Linked DNA regions of Homo sapiens: region 1 is linked to region 2. A link is an interaction called in ENCODE POLR2A ChIA-PET data of the cell type or tissue named here. Cell type or tissue: PC-3. All regions are shown on one strand. Links, peaks and the distances in the headings refer to the core of each region. The heading gives the core; the rest is flanking DNA. Region 1 overlaps LOC100996583 (a long non-coding RNA gene). Region 2 overlaps PRDM16 (PR/SET domain 16).

Evidence for each region. Peaks named below come from ENCODE experiments on the same cell type or tissue, not always from the same donor. Only the 100,000 strongest peaks of a DNase experiment are listed, where the experiment ranks them.
Region 1: POLR2A ChIA-PET joins it to region 2 with 5 read pairs; 2 of 35 experiments call an interaction of 5 or more read pairs at or near these places.

Annotation. Positions count from the first base shown.
Region 1 is chr1:2,579,292-2,588,582 of GRCh38, reverse strand. It overlaps LOC100996583 (a long non-coding RNA gene), which reads right to left. Exons shown (of 4, transcript NR_121638.1): 2 at 6,933-7,023; 3 at 5,088-5,213; 4 at 4,049-4,458. PRXL2B (peroxiredoxin like 2B) reads right to left here and starts at 1,806. Exons shown (of 7, transcript NM_152371.5): 1 at 1,635-1,806; 2 at 1,288-1,492; 3 at 791-842; 4 at 130-193; 5 at 1-33. The coding sequence starts at 1,697. RefSeq lists an enhancer at 366-998. In PC-3, for the core only: no CTCF peak of the experiment used is centred there; no DNase peak of the experiment used is centred there.
Region 2 is chr1:3,412,165-3,425,216 of GRCh38, reverse strand. PRDM16 (PR/SET domain 16) reads right to left here. Exons shown (of 17, transcript NM_022114.4): 9 at 12,417-13,052; 10 at 10,570-10,657; 11 at 7,220-7,389; 12 at 6,473-6,550. Among named protein-coding and RNA genes, the nearest start is that of ARHGEF16, 36 kb to the left of the region's middle. RefSeq lists enhancers at 4,053-4,553, 8,709-9,404, 9,405-10,101. In PC-3, for the core only: no CTCF peak of the experiment used is centred there; a DNase peak (open chromatin) is centred at 5,616; H3K27me3 peaks cover 2,500 bases.

The sequences.
Region 1 (9,291 bases), core at 4,626-7,125, 840 kb after region 2:
AGACAAGTTCCCCTGGATGCCAACAGCCTTGGCCTGTCAGGAGTGGGTACAGCCTGAGTCAATCCTAGAAGAAAGGCTCCTGGGAGCTCCCACCACCCCCCGGCCTGTACACCCTTGACCCGCACACACCTTGGCAGCCACATCACGCACGGGCTTCCCCAGAGCTGCTGGGAGGATGCTCAGGCTGTTGTACCTGCGAAGACACCAGGTCGCTTGGCCAAACTCCGGAGAAGCCTGGGTCCAGAGCCTGCTCCAGTGTCCATGAGACCAGTTCCTAGGTCAGGCCCCACCCCACCCACCCGCCTCACCAGGGCTCAGAGATGGCACAGGCGACCAGATCAGTAGCCAGCCCAGCCCACCGGCAGGTTGGACACCGAGCCCAGTGGCTGCTAGCCGAGGGTCCACAGAGGGTGCAGGGAGCATGGATGGGGCCCCAGGCTGGGTGTGCCCAGGGATCTGGCTCAGCTGGCAACTGCCAAGCAAAGGAAGCAGCCTGTGGCACAGACACCAGAAAGCTAGGATGGCCCCTGATGGGCCACGAGGCTCCACCCCACGAGGTGGTCTGGACACCGAGAGTAAGCCCCGGACGAGGTGGCTCATTACAGTCACCCAGCACCCAAGAGAAGGCCTGGCAGAAGGGCTGGTCAACAGTGCCACCAGAGCCGCCTTGCCCAGGAAGGCCCGAGTGGACAGCACCACAGAGGGCAGCAGGGAGAGGAGGTGGCAGGGAGCGGTGGGAACCCCTGGGCCCCCCACCCCACGCTACCCAAGGGTTCCCGCCCCCACTCACCGCTTGAAGCCTAGCTCCTTGTAAAGCTGCTTGCTCTCATCCAGGTAGAGCTCTGGAAAGCGGAAGCCACATGTGTGTGCCCCAGGCGCAGAACCAGCCCCCAACCCACTCACCACAAAGAATCGCCCTCCTCCTTCCGACCCTCTGTTCCTCTGCCCACCCTCCGTGCTCAGCCCACCCCCGCAGGGCAGGGAGGGGTAAAACGGGGCTGAGTGTCCCCCCTCCCCTCAGAAGAGGGGCTGAGTCCCAGAGGCAACAGGTGGAGCCGGCGGGGCAGAGCTCGTCCAGACTCTGCTGCTGGGCCCAGGTCTGTGCAGGGCACCACCCAGCCACCAGCTGCGGGGCGGGGAGGCAGGGAGAGATGAGGGACGCTGACCCGTGGGCATATCAAGGCCGCTCCAGCAGACAGAAGGGCCGGGGTTGGGCAGGAAAGGGCCCCGAACGCCCTGAGCTTAGGGAAGGGTATGTGCGCCGCCGCGGCGGGGAACAGGACGCACCTCCCGCGAAGTAGTCGCCGTCCAGGAACTCCTGCAGACCCAGGGCCTCGGGCCCTACGCCCACCAGGCGCACGCCGTGTTGGTCCAGGAGCCCAGCAAGGCTGCTGAGGTCCTGGGCGATCCAGCGGCACACCACGCACCCGAAGCGCCGCAGCCCGGCCACCACGCACGCGTGCTCCCGCCACAGGCTCCGCAGCTCCACGGCCTGCCGGGCGGCTGGGTCATGGGCGCGCCCCGTTGCCCCCAGCCCCGCCCAGGCCCCGCGGCCCCCACCACCCCATCGCTGCCAGGACGCCCGGGCAAGGAGCCAGGGACGCGCCCACCGCCCTGCGTCCACCCGGCCTCACCTCCCCGGTCACCGCATGCTTCAGGATGCACGCGCCCACGCGAGCAAGGTCCACCGTGCTCATGGCGGCCGCTGCCAGCCCTGGTTCCCGGCTCCCCGACTCCCTGTTCCCCGCTCCCGGCTCCTCGCTCCTGGATCCCCGCTCCCGGCTCATAGATCCAGCCCCAAGCCCCGCCCCGAGATGCCCCGGTCCCGCCTTTCTTGCTGCCGCCGAGGCCCCGCCCCTTCGGGCTCGTCTCCGCCCCGGGCCCGCCCCCAAGATGGCCGCAGCGCGCCCCGGCCACGCCCCCGACCGCACCCCGAGCCCTGCTCCGCCCCCTCGGATTCGCCCCTAGTCCCGCCTTGTTTCCCCTCCTACTCCAGGCCAAGCCTCGAGATCGCGGCGCCAAATCCTGGGTCCGCCTGCTTCGGTCCCTCCCGCCTCCTCAATCCGGGCCTTGCGGGACAGTTGCTGTCCCGCGTCCTGGTCCCGCCCCTAGCCCCGCCTCTCCGTTGGGCCGCCGACTTGGACCCCGTCGGCCATTGGCGCAGCAGGCGGAGCTGGGCGGTGCGGCCCTCGGTGCGCGGTGCGCCTGTGCGGAATGCGGCGGGAGGCGGGCAGCCGGCTCGGGGTCGTCCCGGGGGGCGCCGGGGAGCGGCTGGGTACGGTGGGCCCAGGGGTGGTCCAGGGAGCGGCGGGGGTCTCCCTGCGGCCTCGCGCGAGACTGGGCTGGACTCAGGGTTGAGGGGAGAGGGTGAGCGCAGGGGTCGCGGGCATAGGGGACCGCGGGCCGGGGTCTCCCGCGGGGCGGGGGTCCCAGCAGTGGGGGGCGGGGGGGTGCGAGGGCTTAGCCTTTCCACGTGGCCTGGTTTTCGCTTGAAAATCCCCGCAAATGCGGCAGCATCTCAATTATACATGGACGCGATGTCTTTAATCATGAAATACTGTTCATGTCGTGCCGGTTGCATATCAGCTTTTAACCCGCCAAACCTTGGGGCGAAATAGACCCCGGGGAGATAAGCACAGCTCCCAGAAGTGCACTGCGGGTCAGGTGCCTGGCAGATGCGTCCTGTTCCTCCCCCACTGCAGCCCTGTGATAGCTTTTGTCACCGAGTTGGGGTGAGGGCCGGGTCACAGCTTCACCCGGCCTGGGCTCCCACCTGAGCGGGCCCGGCCTGGCAGAGTCTGTGCTGCTGGCACGGGTCCTCACTCCCCAGGCCCCAGGACAGCTCCAGGGGCCTGGGCGGGCTGGAGAAGGAAGGGGGAGCCCCCACACTGTATTCCAAATAAAGAGAGGCCCCGGGGGGGTGCTGCTGCTTCGCCTGTGCCCTCGCCCTGGGGTGGTGAAGGTCCAGACTGCGAAACGGAAGTCGTCACTATGTCAGAAAGGGCAAAAAGCAAAACAAGGAAGGGGAAGCACTAGGAGGGAGGAGCTGTGGCAGCTCCAGAGCCCAGGAGTGCAGCCCCCAGAGACCAGGGCTACCCCTCTACCGTCTCGGGCTGTGCAGGAGGGGCCCTCTACCCTCTGGAGTTGTGCAGGAGGGGGCCCCTCTACCATCTGGGGCTGGGCAGGAAGGGCCCCCCCCCACCGTCTCAGGCTGTGCAGGAGGGGGCCCCTCTACTGTCTCGGGCTGTGCAGGAGGGGGCCCCTCTATCTTCTGGGGCTGTGCAGGAGGGGGCCCCTCCACTGTCTCAGGCTGTGCAGGAGAGGGCCCCTCTGCCGTCTGGGGCTGTGCAAGCAGTGAGCAAGCTGCCGCCTCCTTGGGAGCTGGGATCCCAGACGGGATTCAGCCATTTTCAGAGACGTTCCCAGAAACGAGAATGCGAGATCAATTCCTCGCCTGGCATCTCCCACCAACGCCATCGCTGCAGGAGCCTCACTGGAAGCCAACGGGCAGAGGAGAGTGGGAAAGGAGCTTGCAGCCTCCCAGCTCCAGTGATGCAGAGCAGAAGGTGGCTGGGAGGCTGAGAAGCCATAAGAAAATAGCAGGGCCAGCCCATGTGGCCGCTCAGATACATGCTATGTGTGTGTTTGCATATGTAGGGGCTGAAAAACTCCACCTCCATCCTTTTGAGGTCCTGGCTGGGCCCAAGAGTTAAATCAAGATAAGACAGATCATCATGCCAGTGTATTTGATTAAAGTTGGATGTGGCTCAGGAGCCCTCCTAAGGAAGTGAAGACCCAGTGAAGCAGACTCAGTCGTGTGCTGAGTTGGACAGAGAACAGTGAGGTTTGAGGAAGCAGCTAGATGATGTGGGGGGCTGAAAAGGTGAGAGGCATTTTATCAGGGACTGTACAGCATTTGCTGGGTCTCAGCTTCTCATCCTTGAGGATCAGAGCTTTCTAGTGTAGGGAGAGCATCTTTCACCTGGGAATTTCATCTTCTGCTTTTAAGAAACACAAGAGAGATCAGAATGATCTTTTTGCACCTGTTATTGTTTTAACTGCCTTTAATTCCTAATAGTGACTATGCCAGAGCAGCCTATTTTGGGGTGGCACCTTCTTAACTCTGCATACTGTACATATCTGGCACACATCATTTAAAGTAAATAGACAGGCTTGCTTACTTTTTACTCAAGTGCAACATAATTCAGAAAAGTGCAGACATGCTCAGTAGACAGCTCCTTCTACACGCCTGTTGACTTTCTTTCATCAATGACATATTGGTCGGCTCTTGCTAGGCTGTGTTGCCAAAACAACTCGCAAGCCTGGGTCGATCACAGCAACCAAGTTTCCCCTCCCACTCAGGTTTCTTGTCGGCCACGGGTGGCTCAGCTTCTGATGCCTCCTTCGTTCTGGGGTCCAGGCTGAGCAAGCTGTGGCTCTCTGGAACATGCCGTTCTCCTGACAAGGGAGGACATGGAGGAGAGATGGAGAAACCATGCCACACTCTCCCAGCGGCCATGCACAGCTGGGATGTGTCGCTTGCACTCCCATGTCACTGGCCAGAGCAAGTCACATGGCCAAGGAGGGGCAGGGAAGAGCACTTCCTCCTCCAGGTGGTGCCAGCTCTGGGACTGGGTTTTAGCTTTCCTTACAAAGGAAGAGCTGGCCCGTTACCGCAGCAGGGATGCTGACAGAAGACGTGAAACTCCGGGGTCAGAGACAAAGGACTTTTTCATTCATGGCGTGGCAGGCAGGTGCTCACCTGTGTGTTTGGTCTTATCCCCTTGCCCCCAAATTCCACGGGTGCCATGTGGGTAGGCCTGGGTGGGCACTGCACAGTCAGTAGGTTTGCGTGGCCACTGAGGAGCCCTGCACTGGGGGAGTCAGCTGTTTCTGCAGCAAGCAGTGAGCAAGCTGCTCTTTGTCCCTAGAGGACTCTCAGGGCAAACCACCCTGAGAAATGGGGGAGGGTACTCAGGGCCTGCATTCCTGGCACACCCTGTGAGAGGTGGGGGGCACGAGACACTCGTGGAGGACTGCCCTCTTAACAGGAGAAGCTGCCAGTACCAGAGGCCAAAGAGACTTACCCAGAGATTTCACCGGCATCCCTGGGCTGCCTGGTGCCACATATGTGAAAACAGTCATTTCATGTAAGCTTGTCCACTCAGTAGCATGAAGGTGGGAGGGTGTCTTAGTCATAGATGGGGTGGCTTCTAAAGAACAGAAATTGATTTCTCACATTTCTGGAGGCTGGAGGTCCAAGATCAAAGCGCCGGCATATTCAAGGTCTGGCGAGGACCCCTTCCTGGTTCCTAGATCACTTCTTCATGCTGTGTCCTCACAGGGTGGAAGGCATGAGGGGGCTCTGGGGGGCCTCCTTTTTAAAGGCACTAACTTTGGCCGGGTGTTTTGGCTCACGTCTGTAATCCCAGCACTTTGGGAGGCCGAGGTGGGCGGATCACCTGTAGTCAGGAGTTCGAGACCAGCCTGGCTAACATGGTGAAACCTTATCTCTACTAAAGATACAAAAATTAGCTGGACGTGGTGGAGCATGCCTGTAATCCCAGCTACCCGGGAGGCTGAGGCAGGAGAATCACTTGAACTTGGGAGGCAGAGGTTGCAATGAGCCAAGATCATGCCACTGCCTCCCAGCCTAGGCGACAGAGTGAGACTTCGTCTCAAAATAAAATAAAATACATAAATAAAAGCACTAACCCATTCCCGAGGGCTCCACCCTCACTACCCACCTAAGCACATGCCGAAGCCCCACCTCATAATGTCATCACATTAGGGATTCGGTTTCAGCATATGAACTGGGGGAGGGGGCACAAATGGGGGAAACTGGCTCCACTGTGTGAAAATTGTCAATACTAAGGCAGAGTCACTTATGTCAGGACCCAAGCAAAACGGAGCTGGGAGGCCTCAACGGAAGGTCCCTCATGCTCGGGTGCCTATGATGAGAACTGTTACAGGGACTCCGACAGCACACAACATTCCAGATCAGCTGCTCCTATGAAGACATCTCCCCCGCAACAATCATGTTACCCATGAGTAATCACCAACCCTGCAATAAGCTCCTGTACCCAGGGAGGTTTATTCCAAAACAATCTGTGTAGACTTCCTCTTCCCACCCCTAAAAGAAAGATACACCTACGGTCCCCCTCAGCATGCATATCCCAGATTGCAATCCCCTGCCATCCCCCAGTAAACTTTATTTGGGAGAGCCAGTCTCTCTGTTGTTTATTTTACATTGACAAGTTGCAGCATCGTGGCCAGCAGCAGAAGTCCTACTAGGCTTCTTGAGTCTGTGGGTTGGTATCTTTAATCAGTTTGGGAATTCTTTTATTTTATTTGTTTGTTTGTTTGTTTTGAGATGCAGTTTTGCTCTTGTTGCCCAGGCTGGAGTGCAACGGCTCGATCTCAGCTCGCTGCAACCTCTGCCTCTTGGGTTCAAGCGATTCTCCTGCCTCAGCCTCTGGAGTAGCTGAGATTACGGGTGCCCACCACCCATGCCCAGCTAACTTTTGTATTTTAGTAGAGACAAGGTTTCACCATGTTGGTCAGGCTGGTCTTGAACTCCTGACTTCAGGTGATCCACCCGCCATGGCCTTCCAAAGTGCTGAGATTACAGGCGTGAGCCAGCGTGCCCGGCTGGGAATTCTTTTTTTTTTAACACTATCTTATGATGTCTCATTCTTTCCTTCCTTCCTTCCTCTTATTCTGGGAAGCCCCATACGCATATATTAGATCTTTTAACTAATGCGTCTTGTTGAGTCGGAGTCACATAAGTCTCCTGTTCTCTGTTGTGCTTTTCTTTCCCACGGGTATTTCAGTGGCTGTTTGCACCGTTTCTGTTGCCCTGTCTCTGTCTCCCCTCCATGGTCCACCTGCCACGGGGTCCAGTCTGCCATCACCCGTCTCATGACACTGACCTGCAGCCCTGGGATGTCCATTTGGTTCTCTCGTTTAGGTTCCAATCAGCTGTGGAATTCTCCATCCAGAGATCCCGTTAGACGGCATTTCCTGTTTTTAGTAACACATGAATGAGTTATTTTAAAATACCTGTCTACTGACACTCACATCTGAGGTTCTGCTTCTGTTGCCTCTGTTTTCTTTTCTTTTCTTTCTTTTTTTTTTTTTTTTTTTTTTTGAGACGGATTCTTGCTCTGTCGCCTAGGCTGGAGTGCAGTGGCACAGTATCAGCTCACTGCAACCTCCACCTCCCGGGTTCAAGCGATTCTCCTGCCTCAGCCTCCCAAGTAGGACTACAAGCGCGCACCACCACACCTGGCTAATTTTTGTATTTTTAGTAGAGACGGGGTTTCACCATGTTGGCCAGGCTGGTGTTGAACTCCTGACCTCAGGTGATCCACCCACCACGGCCTCCTAAAGTGCTGGGATTATAGGCATGAGCCACCACACCTGGCCAGCCTCTCTTTTCTTTTGATAATGGCACACACCTTCCTGCCTCTTCTCGTGTTTACATCTCTGTTCTAGCCCTGGGCCCTGCAAACCTTAGGGGAGGTGTGCCCAGTACACAAACACACGTGTGTGCACAAAGATAGGTCACTGTCAGGGCGTGGGGAGATCGCAGGACCTGCATCAGACCAGGGCTTATTCAGATGCTGGCTCTGGCACCGCCCAGCTGGGTCACTGTGGGTAAGTCACCACCTTGTCTAAGCCTCAGTTTCTTCATCTGTAAAACAAACCCTGGTAACCACCTTTGCCAACCGCACGCTCAGTTATCAGCCACTCTGGCCGGCTCGCCTTGCTTCTGAGCAGCAGGAATCGCAGCCCCACTGTGGCTGAGAGGATGCTGGAGCGCTCCAGCTCCATCCCAAATGGCCCCTGGCCCCTGCCATCCTGCCCATCCCCCTCCAGCAAAGCCCAGGATGTCCCTATGAGAAGCCTCACAGACTCAACCAGGTGGGCAGGCTGCAGAGGACCCCTGGGAAAGAGCAGCTGTGTTTCCCCAAGTCCCACCCTATATACACCAAAGATGGGATTTGATCAACTTTCTTTCTTTTATTATTATTATTATTATTATTTTTGAGGCAGGATCTGGCTCTGTCACCCGGGCTGAAGAGCAGTGGTGCAATCTCAGCTAACTGCAACCTCTGCCACCGAGGCTCAAGTGATCCTCTCACCTCAGCCTCCCAAGTAGCTGGGACTACAGGTTCCGCCTGGCTAATTTTTGTATTTTTAGTAGAGATGAGGTTTCATCATGTTGGCCAAGCTGGTCTTGAAGTCCTGACTTCAAGCAATCCACCTGCCTCGACCTCCCAAAGTGCTGGGATTACAAGCTGAGCCACCGTGCCCAGCCTCAAAACTATTTTGTAATTGTGATAAGATATACATGACATAAAATTCACCACGCGGAGCATTTTAAGATCAGTTCAGTGGCATTAGGTACATCCACATTGTTGCAGCCATCACCACCATCCATCTCCAGAATTTGTTGACAATCCTAAACTGGAACCCTCACCTATGAAACACTAACTGCCTCCCCCAGCCCCTGGCACCCACTGCTCTACTTCCTCTCTATAAATTTGACAATTGTAGGCTCCTCATAGAAGTGGCATCATAATGGCCTTTGTCTTCTATAAATGGCTTATGGCACGTGGCATAAATTCCTCAACATCCATCCATAGCACAGCCTGTGTTCGATCTCCTTTCCAAGGCTGAGCACCTTCCACTGGACCTCTCGGCCACATTTTCCTTATTCTTGTACCTGTTGATGGGCTTTTGCGTGGCGTCTACATTCGAGCTCTTGTGGACACTGCGGCTGTGAACCTGGGTGTGCAAATATGTGCTCAAGTCCCTGTTTTCAGTCCTTTGGGATCTATACCCAGAAGCGGAGTGGCTGGATCACATGGTCATTGTAGTTTTAATTGTTAGAGGAACTGCCCTAATGGTTTCCACAACATCTGCACCATGTCCCATTCCCGCCAGCAGTGCACGGGAATTCTAATTTCTCCCCTTCCTCAGCAACAATTATTCCTCTCCAGGCCGGGCACGGTGGCTCATGCCTGTAATCTCAGCACTTTGGGAGGCCAAAGTGCGTGGATCACCTGAGGTCAGGAGTTCAAGACCAGCCTGGCCAACATGGTGAAACCCCGTCTCTACTAAAAATACAAAATTAGCGGGGCATGGTGGCAGGTGCCTGTAGTCCCAGCTACTCGGGAGGCTGAGGCAAGAGAATGCCTTGAACCCGGGAGGCAGAGGTTGCAATGAGCCAAGATCTCGCCACTGCACTCCAGCCTGGGCGACAGAGCAGGACTCTGTCTCAAA
Region 2 (13,052 bases), core at 4,274-6,773:
AGTCCCAGCTACTCTGGAGGCTGAGGCAGGAGAATGGCGTGAACCCGGGAGGCGGAGCTTGCAGTGAGCCAAGATCACGCCACCGCACTCCAGCCTGGGCGACAGAGCGAGACTCCATCTCAAAAAAAAAAAAAAAAAAAAGCAAGCAGGCGTTCACCCTCCTACTGTTCTGTGGCTGGCTGGTGGATCCCCCTGGAGTGTGCCCCGTGTCCCCTGGGCAGGCGGTGCGCCCGACCCTCCGGCGTCTCCTGCCCTCTGTTGTCTGGGTCTCCCTGGCCCCCAGGCCGCGGGGCCGGCAGGTCTGCAGCCGGAGGGCGACATGCTCCTTGCAGCCTCCAGAGGGCGGCCTTGCTCCATGGAAAGACACTCGGCAAGGCCAGTTTCCCAGCCGGAGGGGCTCCACAGACCAGCTCCCAGACCAGCTCCCTGTGACCTTCCTCCTCCACCCCTCGAGGTGGCTGGGGGCCCCTGGGCAGGCCCCACCTCACTTGGAGCCTCAGTTTGCCAGTCCATTCATGGAGGGCTTGGGGGCTGCCCTGGATGTTGCCACTTGTTGGCTGCCTCCTCTATTAAGGACACAAAGACCACACTGGCCCCTTTGGGCACTGCCAGCTCCCGGGCTCGGTTTATCTTTATTCCCCCAGGGTGGGCAGGGCTGCTGCCGGCCTGCACCGTGCACGTGGGGAAGTTGGGATGAGACCCCCTTCCTCCATCTGGCCTCCACGGCATCAGGCAGAGCAGGACTCTAACACCCTGAGTTTATCAGAGCAAGGCCCCTTGCGGCTGGAAAGTCGTCATAATGAGCGATCGAGGAGGGCTGCGTGTGGAGGGTTCCCCTCAGTGTGGGGCCCTTGGGCTGGGAGTGACCTTCACAGCCACACGTGGTGACCCTGCAGGCAGGGAAAGGGAGGGTTGTTCTCTCCCATTTTTAGAGAGCGGGGCTGAGAACTAGGGGGCCTGAGCGACATGTGCATTGAGCAGCAAGAAAATCATGCCTGAAACGAAGAGGGGGAGCTGGGGATGAGCTAAGGAGGAACCCCATGAGCTCTGTAGATGCACGTGCGCTGCCTCTGTGAAGACAGCCTCCTCCCTGGGGGGCATCCGGCGGGGGGCTGGGACTGGCTTACTGAGAGGCACCCGGCTGGGCTGGGCGACGGTGAAGGGAACCCTGACTGCATGGTTTTCAGTTGCACGTGGGTGCTTGGCATGTGCGTGTGTGCCATGCCTGTGTGTGCACACTTGTGTGTGCTCTTGGTCATCAGAACGCCCGCAGCGGTGCTCATCTGATCCCACAGGCACACACGCACTTGAACATTCTGTTTATATGATCATGCGTTTTCATATTTTGAAAACAAAGCAAGCTCCATGATGCCCATGGCACAGCACACAGAAAGTCTACCCACTGCAGCAGGATCCTGGCCGGGGGGGCCTGGTAGCAGCTGGAGACCAGGCCAGGGCCTCTGTGGGAGCCTCTGTGGAGGCACCAGGATGGGGCAGGGTTTGTTCACCCGGAGTGGGTGTGGCTGTTCTAAGCACAGTGGCCTTCGTTCCCACAGAGGACAGGACTCCGAGAGGCCCCACCCCGCCCCGACCGGTGCCGGTGGCCCGCTCCAGAGCAGCATACTGGTCACATGCCCTTGTCACATGGATGGGGACGTGCCTGGTGACACTCGGGAGTCCTGGCCTCCCAGACCGGGAGGGGCTGTGTGGCTCGGCCTTCTCGGCACGGTGCTGCCCTGTACAGGAGGGGCCTGGGCTGGTGTTTGCTATCACAAAAGCCTGGCGAGGGAGTCTGACCTGCCATCAACACACCCGCAGGGGCCTCCCCAAGGCAGGAAGCTTCAGTCCCACACCTTCCGGGTGCTGCTGCCGGGCCCAGGAGCTCAGCATTCCCCACGTGCAGGGGCTGCGGCCGTGAGAAACTGTCCTTGGAATCTCAGAGCCTGCGAGTCTCCCCCAACTCCCCAGGCTGCCTGGTAAAACCTAGCAAGTCTGAAAATGGGTCCCCTAGAGAACGGGAGGCAGTCCTGGGAGAAGGGCACTCCTCTCCCACGCCTGGCCGAGGCATATCCCCATCCCACTTCGTCCCAGCAAACTTCCCTGGTGCTGCCCTAAGGCTTCATCCACTCAATTCCTGAACCTTCCAACCTTTGCCGGAGGCCAGGCTCACTCTGGCCTCTTCAACAGTAGACAGGAAAAGAAGCATTGGTGATCGAAGTCCCTGAGCTCCCCGAAGTGACCCTCAGCCTTCTCTGCTCCTGATCCCAGGGGCCTGGCCTGTGGGCTTCTTCTCTGGGAGCCCCTGCTCCTGCCCGGGTCAGCTGAGCTGCCTCCGGGCACCCGGGTCCCAGCGTCTCCTCCCACAGCCCAGTGACAGGCAGCGCCCTGGCTTGGACTGGCCATCCACAAAGCCTGCCCTGGGCGGCGCTGCAGTTTTGTTTGACTCGGCCTGTGAACTCACACAAGAATAAGGCCGAGGATGGAGCCCTTTCGGCAGCAGGGTTGGAGATGCTTGGGTGCCCCCCTACCCGACGTGTCCCACACAATCTCCCAGAAAGGAGGGATTTTACACCCTCCAATGCATTTTCTCACATCCCCCACCCTGACACATCCTTAGACTGGAATGGTGGTGCCTGGCCCTGGGACCGCCATGCTTTTGAGGCTGACTGACTGCTGAGAAAGGACACACTGGACTCTGCGTCTCCAGCCCGGATGCAAAGCACCTGCCAGTCTGAGCATTCAGGCTCTGCCCAGCCAGAGGCTTCCCACCCAGCTGGGGCCATGTGCCCCTCTGGCATGTTGAGGCAGCCCAATCTGTCTGCCTGCCTGACTGTCTGTCTGCCTGCCAGTCTGCCTGCTTGCCAGTCTGTCTATCTGCCTTCCTGCCTGTCCATCTGCTTGTCTGTCTGCCTGTCTGTCTGCCTGCCTGTCTGTCCATCTGTCTGTCCACCTGCCTGTCTGTCTGCCTTCTTGCCTGTCTGCCCTGCCTGTCTGTCTGCCTGTCTGTCCATCTGTCTGTCTGCCTACCTATCTATCTATCTGCCTTCCTGCCTGTCTGCCCTGCCTGTCTGTCTGCCTGTCTGCCTGCCTGTCTGTCCATCTGTCTGTCCACCTGCCTATCTTCCTTCCTGCTTGTCTGCCCTGCCTGTCTGTCTGCCTGTCTGTCCATCCATCTGTCCATCTACCTGTCTGTCTGCCTTCCTGCCTGTTTGCCTGTCTGTCTGTCTGCCTGTCTGTCCGCCTGCCTGTCTGTCTTCCTGTCTGTCCGCCTGCCTGTCTGTCTGCCTGCCTGTCTGTCTTCCTGTCTGTTTGCCTGCCTATCTTCCTGTCTGTCCGCCTGCCTGTGTGTCTGCCTGTCTGTCTGCATGTGTGCTCAAACACGGCTCATTCAGTTCCTGGTTTCTTTGGAAATGCAGAGACTTTTGCAGAAAGTCCACCTAATGGCTCTTGCATAAACCCTAGCAATTGTGGATCCGAGGTAAGAAATGGGATTGGAAAAGAAGCTTGTTCATAAAACTGGAGAGCAAGTCCCTTGTGTGAAGCTCTGGGGCCGGGGAGAGCCACGAACAGGGCTGTGCGTTCAATTTGGTTGCAGAGAGCCCTGAACGTGGCCCTCTCTTGCTTCTAATCTAAATAAATGGCCCAGACAGAGAAGTCCATTTGAAATTTAGGGGAGCCGTGAGCCCAGGGCTGCGAGGGAGCAGAGTTCTCCGAGCAGCTGGGGTCTGCGTTGTAAATAAGCTGACAAGCGGCCAGTGAAATTGATGGTCTCACTGCGTAAAATAACACGCCCGTGAGCTCCAAAAGGAAGGAGAACGTGCAGGGTAGCCTGGCCCTGGTGCAATGCGGAGGGCCTTGAGAGGACCTTGCTGTGACCGTGCCTGCTGCACTCCCAGAGAAGCCATTGGCAGGGGAACAACAGAGTATGGGCAGGTCAGGGGGGGTGGCCAGGGCCCCCGAGCCCCTGAGCACTGGGCAGCGGCATCCTTCCTAGGATCCAGTGAGGTCTCCTGCAGCCACTACAGGGGGATCTGCTTTTGGTGACTGTAAAAGTGAGGGAAGAGGAAGAAAGAAGAGATTTTGAAACCCAGCCGTAAAAATACAACTAAAAAAGAAAGGACATGCACGGGCCGCGTGCAGCCCCCGATGGAAGCACAACTGTGCCTCCCTTGCACGCTCCAGCTTCACACAGAAGGCAGGATGGAGCCTGGGGAGATGATGGAAGCACACGGCAGACTAGGGAGTCAGCAGCCCTGAGGCAGGAATCTCGGTCCCAGCAGGAGTCCCGGGCAGCCCTGCTCGCATCCAGGCTGTGACTCCAGGCTCCACTGGGCAGCCTCCCAGAGAGACCCCCGGGCCGGCTGTCAGGACGAAGACCAAGGAGCAGCCCCTCTCCCCACTCCCAGTTCAATTTTCATGCTTCTCCAACCCAAATCCCGCAAAGCCTATATGCTTAACTTTTTTTTTAAGAAATAAGACTGCCATTAACTCAATCTCACCTTCCCGCTTCACTCAAAGACCTCTAGGCCAGGAGAAGCTAGGGGCCAAGTTACCTCCAAGAAACATATTTGGTGCACCAAAGGCTCTACGTTCCCTACCTCAGGGCTTTGAAACACATTCTGAACGATTTCAGGTCATCTGAGGCAAGGACTTAAACGGAAGAGGCTTCCAATGTCATCTGGTTTGATTACCCTATCACTCCAGGCAACCCATGAGAAGCCTGCTTCCTCCTGCTTGCGCGGGGCTGCGTCAGCCCGACCTCTCCAGGGCACACACATATGCACATGCGGCGGGCACACACGTGGGTGCTGGCACCGGAAAGGGGCTCACACTGGGGCGGGCATGGGGGGTTGAGCTCCTCTTGGCAGGCTTCTGGGGATGGCCGGCACTTTCCCTCCTCCAATTTAAAATCCTTCTGATTATCAAAGCCAGTCCAGAAACCACCAGTGGTATCAAAAGGAAAGCTACACGCTCCAAACCCCTCGGCACAGACCTGCCTTGAGCCAGATAAAGTCAGGATTTGCAACACAAACTTGCAAAGCAATTATTGTTACCAAAGTCGAAACTCACAGATTGGAGAGAGCAAAAGAAATCAATGATAATTAAATTCTTCTATAAACACCACCCCGACCCTCTAGGGGCTCTTAGCACACAACGCTGTCCAGAAGTCGGCTCTCATTACAGAAAAAACACACAGCTCATTTTCTGGGAGGGGACCAGACCAAATAAATCTTTCTGCTGCTAGCCTTTGTTAAGTTGTAAGTCACTATTTTTTGAAGGGTGGGTAAGGGGGGGCCTGTGAATTGGGGAGGGCTGTGAGCGCTGAACAGATGACCCGTAAGTGGTATAAGCTGTCATTTACCCTGCGAGTTGGGACACAGCCCTGGGGCAGCCGGGGATGCTTGCTCTGTCTCAGAGTGGGGGTCAGTGACCACGACATGCACAGGTGCCTCAGCTGGTCTCCTTCCCCAGGGATGGAGACACAGACTGAGTCCCCAGTGCCTGCACTATCATGTGGCCCCTCTAGCTCTGTGTGGCCAGAGGACAGAAATCTTATGCTGTCAACTTAAGCCGTGTGAAGCACTCTTTATCCCCAATGGCCTCTGTGAACAGACACACCCTGCATGTGTCACTAAACCAGCCTTGGCAGAAAACCAGCGTTTCCCCATTCGCCTCCCAGTTACCATTGTCTGGGGCTCTCGCTTAAAATGCCCACTCCCAGGCACTGACCCCGGTGATTCATGGGGCATCTCTGAGCCTCGGGCCCCTCATCTTTGAAATGGGATGACAAGCCTGTTGGGAGGCTGTTGTGAGCCCCAAATTCAATGCCTCCCCCATCCCGATGAGCTGTGTGACTGCTTCACTGCAGGTGCCAGCCGGCTCCTCAGATGAGAGGAGCACGGGGGGATCCTGGAAGCAGACGCACCGCTTCCCATCCAGGCTGTCCCCGGGACCCCGTGGAATCCCTCAGTGGGCTCCAAGTGGGGGGTGGGGACCCGCATTTGCACGGAGTCTCACTCTGCCTTTGGCCCACTCCCTGGCCCACCAGAAGTGGGGGTGTGGGGGCAGCTATGGCCGTCGTGAGATGAACGGAGTTGGGCTGGGTGTGGGGAAGCTGAGGTTTTCTCCCATGTGGACCCTCTGGGCCCTGGCTCTGGTCAGCCCTGCTCTGATGAGGATCCCCTGCCCCAGTGAACACCCTAGGGTGGGTGGAGAGCTGCTCCCTCACATCTTTGAGAGCCAGGCAGATGCCTTCCAGAAGGTTCCTGGGCACCTCCTGCCTCATCCTCAAACATCCTGCTGAGGCCAGGAGGGGAGGGCCAGAGTGACCAGAATTCAGCACCCGGCCCTGCCCACTGCCTGCTCACTCCAGCAGGGAGCCCTGGGAATGGCATACTTACTCCTAGGAGTGGGTCAGCGGTGCACGGAGGCAGGCGGCCCCGCCCCCACACCCAGCCCACGCAGCACCTACCTGTACGGCTGCTCCCCAGTGTGCGTCCTCAGGTGTCTGGTGAGATTGGCTGATCTGGGGAAGATCTTCCCACAGTACCTGGGGTGGAGGGAGGTGGGGAGGGTGAGGGAGGATTAGGGTGGGCTTACATGGCCATTTCCCAGAAATGGTTTCAAGCTAATGCTCGGGGTCTCACACCTGATGCACAGGTGGACCCATCCCAGCATCCCAGTTTCAGTCCCTTCCACGGCCCTGAAGCCCAGCCTCAGTTGCAGAGCAGGCTGCCATGGGCCACAGTAGTAGACAGAGCAGCCCCTGCCCCCTGAAGCGTCTCGGCCCCTCAGTCTGGCGGTGAACAGGGCAGGCTCCAACAGACTTGGACAGGCCTGCACCAGCAGAGGGTGGCCGGGAGGGTGTCATCCTGACACTGCAGAAATTGGCTGAGGCTGTAGCACTGGGCTTCCCATCCCTCCAAGCGCTGAGGTTAGTCACTGACCAGCACACCTCAGGCCCAGCCTTCCCAGTTCAGGCTGGGCTGAGGTTGCATATTCTTGAGCTCCCAAGAGCACAGCATGGCGTGAGGCAGGGGAGGCCACCCAAGTCACTTATTTGCAAAGCATGACCTCAAGCAGATAACCAGCTGATTGCAGTGCTGTGCTTTCCTATGGCCGGGACTCTGAGTTTTTCCTGGAAGCACAGGTTCACAGCCACAGGTGTGGCACTCGAGCCCCGCCAGGGCTGTCCCAGCAGCACCAAAGGGCCCCTCACCTGCACGTGTATCGCTCCTTGCCCTTCCTGAGGATGGGGTCGGAGAGCGTTGGGGGTGGGGACCGGAAGTTGAAGGGGTGGTGGGGGAGGGGCTGCAGGGAGCTGCCCGAGTCCGCCTTCATGGCTGCAAAGCTCTCCAGCTTCTCTGTCATGGTCTCTATGGCTGACATCTGTAGGCATAAGAGTGGGAGGTTATGGACTCAGCTGACTCTCACCTGTCTTCAGGGGCACGCACTGCTGGGGGTTCTGTACAACAGCATATCTTAGGGTGCTCAGGTGGGCACTGGAAGCAATGGTCTCCTAGTATTTTCTTGGACCCTGGGTTGGATTTTTTCACCTTTCTGTAGTCAGCCCTGCTCTTGTCCTTCCCTGAGTCCCAGTCCCTCGTTTGTAGTTTAAGGTCTTTCCTGCAGGAGCTGAAACTGATCTTTAGCAACCAGCCTCACTGCCCGGTTTGGGCGGGACCTGAGTGATACAGGTAGCTGATGTTTATGATTACCCCTTATCTGACCCAGGCCGGCAAAATGCCCAGCTGACTTGACTCCTGGCCAGCACTTCTGGTTGGCTAGTTTGGGTTAAATGCAGAATTACATCTAGTTTAACATTAAAAAGTTTATTTTTTAGTCTTGAAAAATTACAATAGCAACCTGAATCTCCGTTTAAAGCATAGATTGTGGGCCTGCAGAACCACTGCCACCAAGTGGCAGCATGCCATAATTGCAGGCAAAGTACTAAGGAATTCAACAGCCTCTTTAAGACTTAAACCCACAAAGGAAATATTCAAAATAATAATGTGACATGTCACATGACACAGGGCAATTTGATATGGGCAACAGGAGCTGCCTCTCTGCTCCCTGGAGATGCCCAGGGCTTGCTCGATTAGGAGAGTGGAAGCATGGGATTGGTGGGCAGAGCTCTGATCAGAATCCCAGACTGTCCTGGCCCCACTGAGGTCTCTGACAATAGCGACAGGAGAGGGGAAGGGCTGGGCTGATGGAGCTGCTCAGTGTCAGCCCTGCCTCTCCCAGCTCCCCTTCTCTTTGAAGATTTGGAGCTGACCTCAGTGGAGAAGGAGATGGGCCACCCTGTGATATCTGCTGTGTGCCAGGCCCTGTAGGGGGCTGCACAGGGGCTGAAAAGGAAGAGTGTTCATCATCCCCTGAGGGGTAGCAAAAGGCAAAACAGGGAACAAACCCCGGGCCTCGGCACCACACACCCAGCCTGCTGAAGGTGGGGCCAGTGCTCCCAGGGCCCAATGCCTGACCCACAGGGCCCTCCAGACACCTTTGCTAAACAGGTATTTTCATAGCCTGCCTCCCCTGGGAGCTCCCAGAGAAGGGGATGAGGAGGGAGGGCAAGGGTGAGGCAGGAGCTGATACAGATGCAGAGGGAAGGGAGAGCTTGGGGTTCCCCAGGTGCTGGTGTCACTGGGAGGAACTGGCCAGGGTGCCGGTCCTTGGCACCCAGCCTCCACGGAATGGGTGTGGGGGTGAGGAGAAGGGCAGGTGAGGACCTGCGTCATCAAGGGGCTTCATATAGGGCTCGCTGCCTCTGGGCAATGCTCAGAGCCAGCTCCACAGAGGTGACCCGCCCATTTACAGCAAGACCCTAGCCCTGGCTGCCCACTAGCAAACAAAACTATCCCATCACGCGGCTGGGGTCTCTCAGAGTCCGAGTGCCGGGCATCTGGCACTCAGCTTTTCGGAGACCTGCTTGCCAGGGACTTATCCAGCTGCTGCTGGTAGGGAGCAGAGGGCTTTCTACAAATGCTTCCCAGAGACCACATGAGCCAGTGGTGGGGACGTTTTGCTATTTGGGGAACTGGTTACGATAAAAATACCCAGAAAGAAACGAACGAGTAGAAACTCGTGTCCGTCCACAGTGGCCAAGGCCTCCCCTCTGGCCCCTTCCAGCCCCACCCAGGCTGTGGGGGTCAGGCTTCTCCCGCCCCTGCGAGGCAGGCATGCTCTCATCCTGATGAGAACGAGTGATGAGCGATGGGCAGATGGAAGCTGCCTTGCTCCCTGAGCCATCAACTGGGCCTCACCAGCCCCTCCGCAGCCCGGAGCAGCAGGGCTGAGGTCTTTCCACAGGCATGGCCTCTTGGGCTTTGTCGAGGTCTTTAGTAACTGGCGCCTTCTGCCCAAGTGACAGCCCAACCTTAGACCATTTGGTGACTTATTAGTCATCTCTCTCTTCCCGCCCCCCACCTCCTGGCTCCGGGCTGCAGGGACAGGCAGCGGGGGTGGCAGGCCCGTGGGGGCAGCGGGCAGGAGGGACAATGGAAACTGCCCCCCGCTGGGCTCCCTTCCTCGGGCCTGGGTGGGCCTCTCCCGCCCGGCTTGCTCCGCCCGATCAGATATTCCCGGCCTCGCTCCCCGCACAAACAAACGCAGGATGCGCCTGGCTGGCTCGTGGCTCTTTCCAGCCCATCCCGAGGAAAATCAGGGGAAGTTATTAACCAAACTCCACGGCCCCGGGGAAACAATGGGAGGCGCTAAGTTTAGCTGTGAACTCAGCCTGGGCGCAGGTTTCACAAACCAGGTGGGGGGCCCGTCCACGGCGGGGAAGGCCGAGAAAGAGAACAATGCCCCGGTCTGGTCTGCAGTCTGTCAGGGCCAGGCCCACTGTGCGACCCTCAGGACCCTCCAGGTGCAGCCCATGGCGCTGCGGAAGGGGCCAGGCTCCCAGCAATGAGACCAAGTCAGTAGGGGACAGGAGGTCGGGAAGACTCTGCCCTGGCCATGCTGCCCACCTGCTATTTTGCTCCCAGGATGTGGCCTCAGGGGCAGGCAGGAGCACCTCCAGGCCTGGCAGGGTCTGCACCCACCTGTCTGGACTGGGGGGCTCTCTGGGTCTCTTTCCAGACCCCCTGCCCACCACCTCCCTGGGGCCTGGCTCCATGCCCCTCTCTGCATGCTCAGGCCCTTCCTCTCTTCCGGTCCATTTGAACATACTCAGGTCCTGTGCACCCCAGAGAGAGCGCCCACGCTGTGTCCTGGGCTGCCACCTGAGGCTGCTCCCCTCACTCACAATCCCTGCCCTCGCTCCTTCAGGCTCTGCCCACGACTCCAGTGAAGCTCCTTCTCCCTCCTGGAGCCCAGAGCCAGGGGTCAGAGAGGTCCCTGGGGTGGCCCTGTGAGGGTCACTCTCAGTCCTCAACCTCTCCAGCCTACAGTGACCTGAGGGGCCTCAGGGAGAGAATCCTCCTCTGCCTTTGAGGGCGTCTGTGCGTGGTATGGCCTGGACGGGGACTTAGGCTCCAGCCTGGCCACTGAGCCTCGACAGCCGGGAGATGGGGCCACTGGCGTGTGGGTTACAGGGCGCCCTGACCTGCACTGAGGACGTACCTGGGGGTGGAAGAGCAGCGGGGACGGCCGCAGGTACTTCTCCTTCAGGGCTCCCACGGGGTCTGTGACCTTCCGCTTTTCTACCCTGCTGGACAACAGCACAGAGGGTTACGTACCCCACCGAGCCGCCCGCCCCGCCGAGCCACCCGCTCCACAGAGCCGCCCACCCCGCCTGACCATATACCTGGCCAGTCACAAGGCCATGGTGTGGACCTCGCCGTGGCTGCCCCAACGCTCACCAGACTCCTCTGTGGGCCTTGGGGATGTCGGGAGCCCAGCCCACCTGCACCCCTAGACGGACCCTCCCTGTCACCACCTGCCCCTGAACACTCTCCCTCAGTGGTTCCCTCACACCTCCCATGCCTCCAAGGTCCCCTCGAGGGCCTTCAAAGACCCCTGGCTGCCAGCACCCCTGCAGGTCATGGGTGCTAAGTGCAGGCGGCTGGAGTTTTCTCTGAAGGCCCCGTGCACCCCGGCCTAACTGGCCGGTCAGCCCTGCATGAGTGGGGACCACTCTGAAGGGGGTCCCTGGACCTGCTCACAGCAGAGCGTGGCTCACACCAGAGGCTCAAGGCCTCCTCCGCTCCTTCTCTGACCCGGCCCCTGGCACGGGGTGTGCTGCCCGTGTGTGCTGATGAACGTGAGTGGCCAGCAGGTTTCTGTCCTGGGGAGGTCACCAGGGGCTTCCTGCAGCACCCAGACAGGGCCCTGTCTAAACACCCTCCAGGGCTGCTGGAGATTACAGTTCCAGAACCTTCCCCAGATGCCGGTGACAAGCCTGCTCACTGAATCACAATGCAAACCTCCTGTGGTAAACAGAGGCCGTGGGCAGGGCTATCCACTGACCCTCCTTTGGCCTGGTGGCTCTTGAAGGCAGCCTGCTCTTCTCTGTCTGCCTGGGTTCCCATAGTGAGGGTTAGATTTGGGAGCCTCTTTCCCATCACTGAGAGCGCTTTGGTAAACCTGCCACCCCGTTGCAAGACACAGCACCCCCAGCATGTCTATGACTGGCCGCTTTTGCTTTATTAGGACAGGACTTGCTCAGGGTCTCCTGCCTGTCTCCTTGCATGGCGAAGCGGGGAGCACAGGGACAGGTGCTGGTGGGGGTAGGACCCCCTCCCCAAGCCTAGCCCTGCTCTTCCAACCCACCTGCATTCTAGGGAGGGGCAAACCTGTCCAGAAATTAGGGAGTGGCATTAAACTCGCCTTTCCCCAAGAGAGGCATCAGAGACACAGGACACTGGTGCCTAGAAAACCCTCCAATGCTTGCTTCATCCCTCGCCTCCTCCTCCCCTCCAAGGACCACTGGCTCCTTCTCTGATTCCCCCGGGGCCCCCAGAAAGACACCCCCTCCCCATTCCCCCTGCCGCTGTGGCTCCAGGGGCAGGAGCGCACCAGGAGGGGCAGGAAGCACTCAGCCCAGGCCCCTCTGACTTCTGCAGGTAGAGGCTGGGGAGAGCTAGACCAGAGACGACAGCTGGAGAGAGGGGTGGGGAAGGGTGTGGGTTGGGGTGGGGGGTGGGGTTACTGGGGATAGGAGGCGCTCGAGGCCAGCAGTGTGATGTCTGAGTGGTCATCGGTGCAAGCAAACTGCACGTGTCCAGGAGCACCCGTCCTGGCCTCCCAAACACGGCCCGGGCCAGGCACCTAGCTTAGGAGCAGCCAAGCCAGGCATCCCTCCTGAGGGGTGCAGACCCCCCCAAGAACAGGGGCATCTTCCTGAAGTCAGCAAAGGCCGGGGGACGACCTTGGAGGAGCTTGAAAGAGACACCACCATGCACTGAGCCCGCCCAGCACCGCCGCGGCCCCGCCCCAGGGAGAGCCAGTGAGGCTGGGGTGCTGAATACCTGTAGATGGGGTCCATGAAGAAGGGCGAGGGCTTGGCGTAGTGGAGCGGGGGCTGCTGGGGCATCCGCGCCGGGCACACCTGGGGCAGCCCCTCGCCGGCGCCCAGCTTGCGTTCCCCATAGACGTGGTTCTTGCGGGGCTCCCGCCCGCCGCCGTTTTGGCTGGCACGGGCCCGGCTGCCGATGCTCAGGTCCAGCGGCTGCTCCTCGCCGGATGCGGGGGCCGAGGGGCCCTTGGGCATGGGCAGGATGGGCTTCACGTCTTTGGGCTTGGTGGTGAGATCAAAGGGGCACTCGGCACTGGGGCCGCCCACCTTGAGGGCGTCCCGGGGTGACTTTGGCTCGGCCTTGACCAGCAAGTTGTGGGCGAGGGCTCGGTCCGTGAAGGGGTAAAGGGAGTGGGGGAAGTTGGGCAGGAACTGGAAGGGGAACGCCGAGTGGTAGGGGAGCGAGCCCAGCTTCTTCTCCTGCATCCCCATGAAGCCGGGGCCAAAGTACTTCTCGGCAATGGATGCGATGGCCTTGATGGAGTCCCCGGCGGCGCCCGTTGCAGTCAGCAGCTGCTCGTCGGGTGGCGGGAAGAATGAGTGCTGGGAATAGAAGACAGGCACCTCGGCCACGCTGTTCGGGGCCCCC